2 separate regions of the Homo sapiens genome follow, and region 1 is linked to region 2. Evidence: chromatin loops called from intact Hi-C (ENCODE). Cell type or tissue: endothelial cell of umbilical vein. All regions are shown on one strand. Each heading gives the region's core, and the rest is flanking DNA. Links, peaks and the distances in the headings are about the cores only. Region 1 overlaps GSX2 (GS homeobox 2). Region 2 has its middle 130 kb from the start of CHIC2.

The links. A loop is a pair of places that touch in the nucleus more often than their neighbours do. Peaks named below come from ENCODE experiments on the same cell type or tissue, not always from the same donor. Only the 100,000 strongest peaks of a DNase experiment are listed, where the experiment ranks them.
Region 1: a loop joins it to region 2, with 5 times the contacts of the local background. A loop is called at or near these places in 9 of 110 quality-filtered maps.

The regions. Positions count from the first base shown.
Region 1 is chr4:54,100,971-54,106,348 of GRCh38, forward strand. It overlaps GSX2 (GS homeobox 2), which reads left to right. Exons shown (of 2, transcript NM_133267.3): 2 at 612-1,528. The coding sequence ends at 952. Among named protein-coding and RNA genes, the nearest start is that of GSX2, 3.5 kb to the left of the region's middle. RefSeq lists enhancers at 1-619, 620-1,409, 2,241-3,016, 3,017-3,791. In endothelial cell of umbilical vein, for the core only: no CTCF peak of the experiment used is centred there; a DNase peak (open chromatin) is centred at 2,951; H3K4me3 peaks cover 341 bases; H3K27me3 peaks cover 3,131 bases.
Region 2 is chr4:53,927,990-53,933,367 of GRCh38, forward strand. It overlaps the pseudogene LOC100129728. Among named protein-coding and RNA genes, the nearest start is that of CHIC2, 130 kb to the right of the region's middle. RefSeq lists a silencer at 2,098-2,262. In endothelial cell of umbilical vein, for the core only: a CTCF peak has its summit at 2,183; DNase peaks (open chromatin) are centred at 2,192 and 4,942.

The DNA.
Region 1 (5,378 bases), core at 302-5,301, 170 kb after region 2:
CAAACTTTCCACCTCCAGTGGAGGAAGTGGGAGCCCGGGGACAGGGTGAAGAGAGAGGACGGGCTTTTAGTGTAACCGTAGAGTCAGCCACAGAAGTTCCACGAAAGTGGAAGTTAGTTTGCCAGCTTCTCCACTCAGCCTGGTGCGTTTTACTCCTAGTAGTAGGTGCTCGAGTATTGCCTTATTAATACTGGGGCCTTAGGGACCTCGAACGTCACGGCGGATAAACCAGAGGTTAACTGCTTGGGATTTGGGGTGGGTGTGTTTGAACCTGTGTGGCATCCCCGCGTCGGGGCGGCTAAAGCGTCTTGACGTTTTTGGCTAAGCCTGCGCGCTTCTCCGCTTGGCTCAAAGGGAGGCGATCAGATAGTGCAAGCCCCCATCCCTCTTTAATCCTGTGACTTCGCATCCTGCGCATCGAAGACCTTTATTTGCTTTGCACGTCTCTTTTCTTCCCCGCTAAGCAACCACGTGCCTTGAAATGGGAAAGGGATACAGATGTTCGGCTGGGCTTCCCCGGGTGGGTCCCTGAAATGCGTCCTGGTTAGCACATGGGGTGGGAGCACCTTGCCCGAGCCTTACCTCTCTACCCTCTCTTCGCCGGTCCGCAGGAGGCTCTGACGCCAGCCAGGTACCCAATGGCAAGAGGATGAGGACGGCGTTCACTAGCACGCAACTCCTGGAGCTGGAGAGAGAATTCTCTTCCAACATGTACCTGTCTCGACTCCGGAGGATTGAAATCGCCACTTACCTGAACCTGTCGGAGAAGCAGGTGAAAATCTGGTTTCAGAACCGCCGAGTGAAGCACAAGAAGGAGGGGAAGGGCACGCAGAGGAACAGTCACGCGGGCTGCAAGTGCGTCGGGAGCCAGGTGCACTACGCGCGCTCCGAGGATGAGGACTCCCTGTCGCCGGCCTCAGCCAACGATGACAAGGAGATTTCCCCCTTATGAGGGAGGGCCTCCTCCCTCACATCCCCCGCTCCTGGCAGACCAGGCAACGCCAAGGCGTGGGGCACCCAGGGGCCAGAATCCTTGCTCATTGCAGTGGTCCCATCTGGAGAAGAAACGAACCTGGAAGTTCTGGAATGGACAAGCCGGGACCTGACCCTTCGCGTCTCCTTCTTGACCTGTTTATCTAGGACTCCAACTTGAAGTTACAGATTTTTTTAAAAAATGTAAATAACCTATAATTCAACTCATTCTTGTCGTATAACAGAGGAAAAACAGGGTTGGTTTAAGTTTAACACTGTATGGGGTTTTTGAAAGCACATGTCAGTTCCCCATCCCTACTCTCTTTCAGAACTCGATAAGAACACAGGATTTATTGATTATTTTCTGTTGTCGTTTTCAAACAAAAACACCCAAGTTGAAAATAATTTAGAAAATTAGACCTTGTAGGTCTTGCTTTCTGAAATTTCGCCTGGGGAGAATTTAAAATCTAAGTCGCTGGAAGTCCCTTTGTATGTGAATAGGTTTATATAAAATTTATATTTATATTTATTTAAATAAATGAAACAAAAACCAGAATTTTAAATCTGTGGTGTTTGCTCTCCCTATCTTCTCCTGCCCCCTCCTCCAATGTCTAGAGAAAGGCATATGCAGGAAAAAGCTGTCTGAGGAATTCGAGGAAAATGTTGAGTAAGAACTTGGTAATGTGGGTCTCTTGACTGAGGGAGTTTGTGGCTCAATGGGTTTTCTATGTAACAGAACTTTCGCCAAGGAGACACCTTTAGTCATGATGGCATCTACCAGGCAGTGCCTCTCCATCCTTAAAATAGGCAACCTCCTCACAGTTGATAGGACAAATCACTCCATTTGGAATGACACTGACCATTAACGACAGGTAAACCTTTATTTAGCAAGGAAGGGTAAAAATCCCCCATCTAGTTTTTGTTTTCTTCTTTCTACTTCCTCATTTCTCTCAGTACGAAAACTTGAATTATGTGAAGGAATTTGTAGAGTCAGAATAGTTTTAGGAAGAGCAACAATCCATCAAACAGGTCAGAAGCAAACAGTGGAAACTTAATAACGATGCTACAAGCAGAATTAGCGGGTTTCCCTCAATGTTAAGAAAACAAAAAGTCAGGGACAGGAAGTATTCTGTTCAAAGATTTATAATCTCACTTTTTCAAAGCAGCCCAGAGATGCCTTTAGAGCTTTGAGTTTTGGGGCTTTTTTTCCCGGTCACCCTAATATTCAGTTAATTTGGCTCCCTTCTAGTCCCTTCCAGCCCACCCCCCTTCCCATAGCCTAGCAGAATCACTTCCTTTAAGCCTGGTCCCAGAGAAGACTTATTTCTAGCTCTTCCCTCAGCAGGGCAACTGGCTCTCTCCTCAGTGCGGCCTGGGCTTGTTATCTTAGGGAGAGAAGTGAAGAAACTGGAAACAGGAAAACGAAGAGATCTCATTCCCTGCAAGCTGAGCCCCACTAATCCTCAACCGGTGTGATTTCTGATTAGGTTCTATAAAGACGCCACCCAATAGGTTCAAGCCACAGGAGTTAATGACAACACACATACACAAGGGCTTTAGGTCTGAGTTACTAGAGGCCGGTCGGACTGAACCTCACCAGGTACGGCTGGGGTTCTAAAACTGGACACGGTTTTCCCTGAGTGTTGTCTTTAGCGCGCGCGCGCGCGCGCACACACACACACACACACACACACACACACACACACACACACAGTAGGCTCAGAAGGAAAATCCCTCTTCGTTCCGTCAAGGGACATAGGGAGGAGGGCCCGCACTGTGTGAGGCTGAAAAGGGAGCTGCCGGCGCTTTGTGCAATGTGCTGAGCTCTGTCCTGCGCAGAGGTCCCAGACAGCCGGCTCACTACTGCCTGGCCTGGGAAGCTCAGGCCTCTGGATCTCTTTCCTCCTGTCTCTCACGCGCAGAGCTCCGGGCTCTTCGCCCTGCCCGCCACGAAAGGGAGGAGGCGCAGGCCGGCTGCCTTTCCAAAAGATTCTGTCTCCCTTCTTCCCAAGAAGCAGGCCTCTCCGCGCGCGAGAACAGAGGTGGGAGGACGGGAGTTTGCAGGCGCAAAGAACAGGAGTTTAAGCAGACTATTTCCACCAGGGGAAATAAGAAGCACAAAGAGCGCCTGCTGCAGCTCTTTGCGCTCTTGCCCAAAGCTAAGCTTCCTCTGGGCTGTGGGGAGACTCCTCTGGTCCCCGTTCCATCTACCCAGCCCGGCCCCTCTGGGGCTCAGCGCTTGGGTTTAGCCCTCCCCTATGTCCATGACTAGCCCCGATCACAGTCTCTTAAGCCTCTCCCGGCCCCCGGCTCCCAGGCCCTGCGGAGCCAAGCACTTGGAACACCAGGTACCGCGCGCGGTGGACCCAGCTCTGCCATGCCGCAGATAGCCGCAGTGCCAACCCTGTTTAGATGGTTTGGATCTGCTTGGATGGCCCCAGCCCCTCTTGCTTCGATCTTTGGGGAAGTTCCCTAGGGAAAGGAGAATAAACAAAGTATTTCTGCCCAGAGGCAAAAAAAAAAAAAAAAAAAAAAAAAAAAAAGCGTAGCGATACCTATTTAGATGTTGGGACACTCTCCATAGAAGAAAAGGTTCTCCAGGGTTCCCAGGGAGGTCTTCCTTCTAGGACATCCGATGCAAAGTGGACTCCTTTGGTCACTTTCAGAATGGAGTATGAGGTCTCCTACTATGCTAGAATAAGTTTTACATGTTTCCCTATCCCCACTCCTCAAAAAATATCAGTTGATGTTTTTGAAGTTTTCAAATCGGAATAATGCTTTGGTATTTTGGAGTCGGTCTGATTCTAAAGACCAACAGTTTCACTTTAGTTTAAGAGCATTTAAGCCAACCCTCAGAAACTCACATTCTCAGCTAAATAATCTTGATATCAAACACCCATTTAAGAGGAAAGTTTAAGATGTATGGGGTCACCCTTGACAATTTCTCTACCTGGGAAGCACTAGATACTAGTTTCCATTATGCCCCAATTGAAAAACAGAAACAGAACTATGTTCCCCCAGAGCATGACCTCTTAGAGAGGTCATGGAAAGAAAGAAAGAATGGAAAGAAAGAGAATGAAAATGAGAATGAGAATTAGAAAACAGGAACTTGCTCCACCAAGAGAAAATCAGTGGGTAGCACCCGCTGTGAGTGTGGTTGAGTCCATCTTTTTGAGAACAAGTCTCATGTTAGTTTTAAACAGGAAAAGAGCTGGGGGTGGAAGGCAGAGTGGAGAGCAGGAAGGATGACCTCTCACCCATGTGCCCTGGCCCAGCCCAGACATTCAGAGCATAGAGGAGGAACAGAGACTTTTCCCCTTCACTCTCCCACTCAGCCACCAACAAATGCCTAAGGCCAAGGGCCTGATACTGATAGCAAACTAGGCCAAAAGCAAAAGTGACCCAGTAGCCCATCCTTAGGGTGTCAGTGGGCCTGCATGATGGAGACACTGGTGCCCATAGACCTCTTTTCCTCTAGGGTCCTTATTCTGAAGTGGTCATCATAGCTCAGTCCCTTCCCCACTCCCCTAAAGAATATCTAATAATTTTAGGAGAGACAAAACACTTGGGGATGTGAAGTCTTTGATTTCTGACCTCCGCCTCCGTCTCCTCATTGCCAACCACCACCCCGCTAACCCACAACGCCCCACCAGTTCTGTCCAGTTATATCTGGTCAGGATTAGAAATGCAGTTTGCTTGGCACACTCTAACTGTGGTCAGACAATTGCCAGAAAGGTGGTGGTTCTAACTAAAAGCAGTCACAGAGGGCAACAGGGGCTTTGTATGTACATGTGTGTAGTGTGTGCATGCATGAGGCACATGTGTGTGTGAAAGAGACAGAGAGGGTCCTTTGATGGTGGTGATGTAGGTGGAAAAGAGTAATTTTTAACCAGGTTTTCTTTTTCTTTTTGTTTCCCACTTATACCTTTCCTGCAGGTTCCACTCGCTTTTAATGGCACTCCTTGAGAGATTTCTTTGAGGGAGATGGGGAGGTGCTCAGTGTTGGGTTGTGGGGAGGAAAAACAGTCTGAACATGGAGGGGAGACATGGAGAAGAGCTCTGGGGCATGATCTCAAGCCCAGCCTTACGGGTGTGAGAGAGGGGAGGAGAATGACACTCCAATAGAACCTATTTGCTAGAGGAAATCAAGTTTAAAGGAGCAATCACTCCTTTCAAAAGAGCTCCTCCCATCTTCTCCAAACACAGCCCAAAGCTGTCCTAGACGATGAATGCAGTTCAGTGCATCAAAGCAATTGTTCCTATTTTCATTATTCACAGGAAATCTTTGAATGTACCTGTTAAGGTGACAGACCTTTTAAAAGGGAACATTTTTTTCCATGCAATTAAATGGTGCATTTACTAGGCGTCTATTAACATAATTTAATATAAATCTATTTTATAAATCT
Region 2 (5,378 bases), core at 70-5,069:
CGGAGATATTGAGGCTGCCCATTTTGTCTGCCACTTTGCAGGTCTGAACCTTGTGCCCCTCCTTTGTCTTGGCCTGTCTCCAGCACAATAACGATAAGCTTCAGACTCCTGAGCCTGGGCTTGATATCCTTCACAAAGGTCTCCGTCATGCAGGCAGAGCCAACCAAACCATGTTTTTGTTTGTTAGCTTGTTTCTTTTTTTTTTTTTTTTTTTTTTTTTTTTTTTTTGAGATGGTGTCCTCTCTGTCGCCCAGGCTGGAGTACAGTGGCACAATCTCGGCTCACTGCAACCTCCGCCTCCCGAGTTCAAGTGATTCTCCTGCCTCAGCCTCCCAAGTAGCTGGGATTACAAGCGTGCACCACCACACTCCACTAATTTTTGTATTTTTAGTAGAGACGGGGTTTCACCATGATGGCCAGGCTGGTCTCGAACTCCTGACCTCAAGTGATCTGCTTGCCTCGGCCTCCCAAAGTGTAATCTCAAAGTGCTTAGATTAGAGGTGTGAGCCACCACTCCCGGCCTTAAATTTTTATAATGTCAAATTTATCTAGCTTTTATGTGTTTGGGTTTTCATGTTATGCTGGAAAGACTTCTTGTTCATAAATTAACAAGATCAAGAGTTTTGGAATGGAAATTGATTCTAGCATGTGTGGACCATTATGCTGAATTTTGGTGGACACATAAATACCTTTATCAGGCAAGCTATTTTTAAACTCTGTAATTACAATTTAATAGTAGGCCAAATAATGAAAAAAAAGTATTATAGAACTAAGAGCTACATTTAATTAAAAGTGAATATCTTTTTAGGCTGAGGCGGGAGGTTGGATCACTTGAGCCCAGGAGATTGAGGCCAGCCTGGGCAACAGAGCAAGACCTGGTCTCTATAAAAAATTTTAAAATTAGCCAGGTGTGGTGTCACAGGCCTATAGTCCCAGCTACTTAGTAAGCTGAGGCAGGAGGATTGCTTGCTTCCAGGAGTTCAAACTTGTAGTGAACTATGATTGCATCATTGCACTCCAGCCTGTGTGACAGAGCAAGATCCTGTTTCAATAAATAAATAAAGGGGGGATTACATAATAGCACAAGTAACAAAAATTTCCCCCCATAATTGCATTCTTCTGAATAACCACAGTTTATATTTTACTATTTTTCTTTCCAGTCTTTTTTCTAGTCTTGTGTACTTACATATATTTTTTAAACAAAATTTGGTTCATATTCATCTGGAATGGTCTTTTTTCACTGAATATCAGATTGTGAATTTGTGGGAGGACTGAGTAACTGTTGTATACTCCATTACAAAGTCTATGATTGAAATCTAGTAGTATTTGTTAACTAGAGAAAGTCTTTTAAGATGATAAGATATATACCAAACAACCTTCTTTCTTCTTTCTAAAATGGCTCCATCCTTTGATCTTTTATCATCCACACTTATTTTGTTTTAGCGGCTTCTGTACGTAACTGTTGAGCTGTGTTATCTTGGAAAGGTTTCATGTCTACCCACTCCCTTTTCACATTTTTACCATGCCTTTCTTGAAAATCACATTTTAGTGACGCTTCTTAGTGATTTTTTTCTTCTCTCTTTTTTCTTCTTCTCTTTTTTTTTTTTTTTTTTTTTTTTGAGACAAGGTCTTGCTCTGTCACCCAGGCTGGAGTGCAGTGGCACAACCAGAGCTCACTGAAGCCTCAGACTCGTGGGCTCAAGTGATCCTCTTCCCTCAGCCTCCCAAGTAGCTGGGACTACAGGCATACACCAACAATGCCCGGCTAATTTTTCTGTTTTTTTGTAGAGACAGGGTATCACTATGTTGGCCAGGCTGGTCTCAAACTCCTGGCCTCAAGCGATCCTCCTGCTTTGGCCTCCCAAAGTACTGGGATTACAGGCATGAGACACCACGCCTGGCCCTGAGTGCCTTTGCAATGGGACACGGAGACAGCTTTTGCTTTGTGCGGCTTCAAGTTTTGTATAAATCTCAAACTATTCTATGTTCCGTGGATGTGGCCTTCCATCTCATCCCATTTCAGAGATACTCTTCATTCCACTGGATCGCTAACTTCTCCTGAGTGCCTCCTGATATGCTGGTCACACCACTGTCATCCTCCATTTCCTGACAAATCCAACAACTGCTGAGCCAGAACAGCCACGTGAGCTGAATTGTGCCTGGTGGTCACAGTAGAACCACAGATAATGCAGCTAGATGGCGCTCACATCCACACATTTCTGAGGAATTAGGCGGCAATGTTCAAGATGTTTTACATTAGTTCCCAGCCTTGAGTTTACAGTCTTGGGAGAGGAGGACCAGTATACTTAGGCACATGAAATATCTGCAAAGTAATGCTAATATATGCATTTTCCAAATGAAACTAACATAAAATGAGTACAGCATGTTGGTTGCTCCTCTAAGCCCTAAACTGTCCTCCCAGCACCCCTACGACACAGGTACAGTACAATTACATCTTTCCTTTAAGAGGAGGCACTAATAGATTTAGTAGTTTTCCCAAGGCCACAGGGGCAGAGGCATAAGTCAACCCAGGTAGCTCGCTCCAAAGCCACACTTAATCACAATGAACTGGCTCAAGAAAAAGGAGAATAGAATGACATCAAACCAACAGTGGTGACCTGCGGGGAGTCAGGTGTGCTGGGAGACTACACTATTTACTTTCCACACAAAGCTCTGTATTGTTGAAAATTCTGTCCCCAGGCATAAACTGTCATGCTTTTAAATTCAATACTTTTTATAAGAATAATATAAGAGCATAAAATACTACTCAACTGTGGTCAAAGGCTAATTCAGGAATTGTGGGTTTTGAAGCTTGTTTATGGAGGAAGGAGACTCTAAGGATAAGAATTCAAAATAGAAATACAAAATTACATATAAAAGTAAATATTTATGGCCAGGTGCACTGGTTCACACCTGTAATCCCAGCACTTTGGGAGGCCGATGCAGGAGGCTTGCTTGAGCTCAGGAGTTCAAGACCAGTCTGTGCAACATAGTGATACCCCATCTCTACAAAAAAGTTAGAAAAACTAGCTGGGTGTGGGATAGTCCTAGCTAGCTGGGAGGCTGAGGTGGGAGGATCACTTGAGCCCAGGTGTTGGAGGCTACAGTGGGCTATGATTGCACCACTGCTCTCCAGCCTGGGCTGCAGGGGGAGACCCTGTCTCAGAAAAAGAGTGAAAGTTTATTTAGATTGAAATATGAAATCGTAACAAATTACACATTTTTGCTCTTTTTTTTTTTTTTTTTTTTTGAGATAAGATCTCACTGTGTCACCCAGGCTGGAGCACAGTGGCACTATCATGGCTCAATGCAACCTCCACCTCCCAGGCTCAAGTGATCCTCCCACCTCAGCTTCCCAAGTAGCTGGGACCACAGGCACCCACCACCATAACTGGCTGATTTTTGTATTTTTTGTAGAGGCAGGGTTTTGCCATGTTGCCCAGGCTGGTCTCAAACTCCTGAGCTGAAGAGATCCACCCACCTCTGCTTCCATAAGGGCTGAGATTACAGGCGTGAGCCACCGTGCCCGGCCACACATTTTTGAAAAGTGACAAACACCACAAATATAACAAAATCCTGAAAAATGACATAACCTCTACAATATTTTTTCCTATTCTTTGGCTGCATACTTTTCATATGATCATCTCGTCACATAACAACTGTGCAATATCATTTTCATGTAAAGAAGACAAAGCAATTCAAATGCATTTTAAAATGCCATTATGTTGGATAGAGCTACATAATTGTTTAATTGAATTCTCCCTCTGCTGTGTACAATAACTTATGGATGAATATGCTTGGGAGCTTTGTGACAAGAACACTTAGGGTGCTTTGCTGTGATTTTAGTGCTTTTGAATGTTTTTTTGTCTGGTGTTGCCAGGTTTCATCAGGACAAGTTATATCAGATATGCTAAGACTGACTCAATATGTTGGTAGACATAAAATGCAGTTTGGCATGCATAAAAATGATACTTCACAGTTTATAGTATTGCTACAGCTTTGTGCTCTACAAACACGAGAATTCTAATCAATTCTATTTTGCATTGATTTCTACTTTAAAAGTATGATAGTATGGTGCATTATAATTGTATATACCACATTTCTGAGTATTTTCCTGAAGATAATTTCTGTCTTGACTAGACATCAATGAGAACCAAATATTTCACTCATAATTGTGTACAGCTGATGATTGAAAGAACATTCCACAGATTAGCTTCTCATTCTGCACATTTTAACTCTTGCTTCTTCTTCACTCCCACATGCTTCCAGTGTCAGGCATCATAGGAAACATTTAAATCATAATAAGACCCATGATGCCACAGAGCATGCACTGAGCAAGAGGGTTCCTGGAAGCCTAGAATACCCAAGAATAACCAACAATTTCTCGACTCTACATGGAAGTGTGAACCATATATATAGATCCCACTCGACCAAAACAAATAAATCTCCAACTCAACTTCTCCTTAGCTGGATTCCCCAAAATGCTCATGCCTCTCCATCACCACACAACTCCTCAAGGGAAAAGTGACGCAGGGGCAAACAGAGTCAACAGCATCCTTAGCTTATGACAGTTAAAATCTTACTTTTACATTTTTACCAAAAGCATGTGACCATGTGAACCCAAGCAAAGGTGCTTCTGGGATCTTGGAAGTCATTCTTATAACTAGCAGGTCCTAAAGCTTAAGCTCCTTTCTAGAAAATCTACTCTGATTGTGGTGAAGACGACCATTGCAACAAGAGCCACGCTCACGGAGAAAGCAGTGCGTACTGGAGTTGTCAAGAAAAACTTCTTGTAGGAGACAGGCACTGAGCAAGGCCTTAAGTCATTGGTAGGATCCAACAAACAGAGGAATAGGATGGGAGTCTAAGCCACAAAGTTTCTGCATCTGCCAAAAAGTAGATATGCATGTATGTGGATGTAAAACGTGTTTTCCTGCCAATGAAAACATTTTTCCGTCACTGGCTTAGAGCTACCTAATAAGAGCCAATGGCAATACATTTACACATCACTAAAGAATGAGAAGTGAACTTTCTTCCCGGTCCCCTCTCCCCATCACCATCAGCAAATAATCACTCCCAAGCCAAGATTAACCAGAGCTGCAGGCATTTGGCACACATGTGGTCCCCATCCACCTCTTCCAACCTGGGATCCAAAAACCCTGGATTTACACCCCAGGCAAAAGAGAGACTGGCCTGAGACTAAGTCTTCGGTGGTAGATGCAGGAAGCAAAGCCTGGTGGATGCCAGTCCAATCAGCGTGAGGAAGGAAGATTCATGCCCAGTTCTCACCCCTCTTTCGCTTGAATATATTTTGTGCCATTACCTGCAGGAAAGGGGGAAGGGAAGGAATGTTTCCCGCCAGAGGCAGCAGCTGTCCC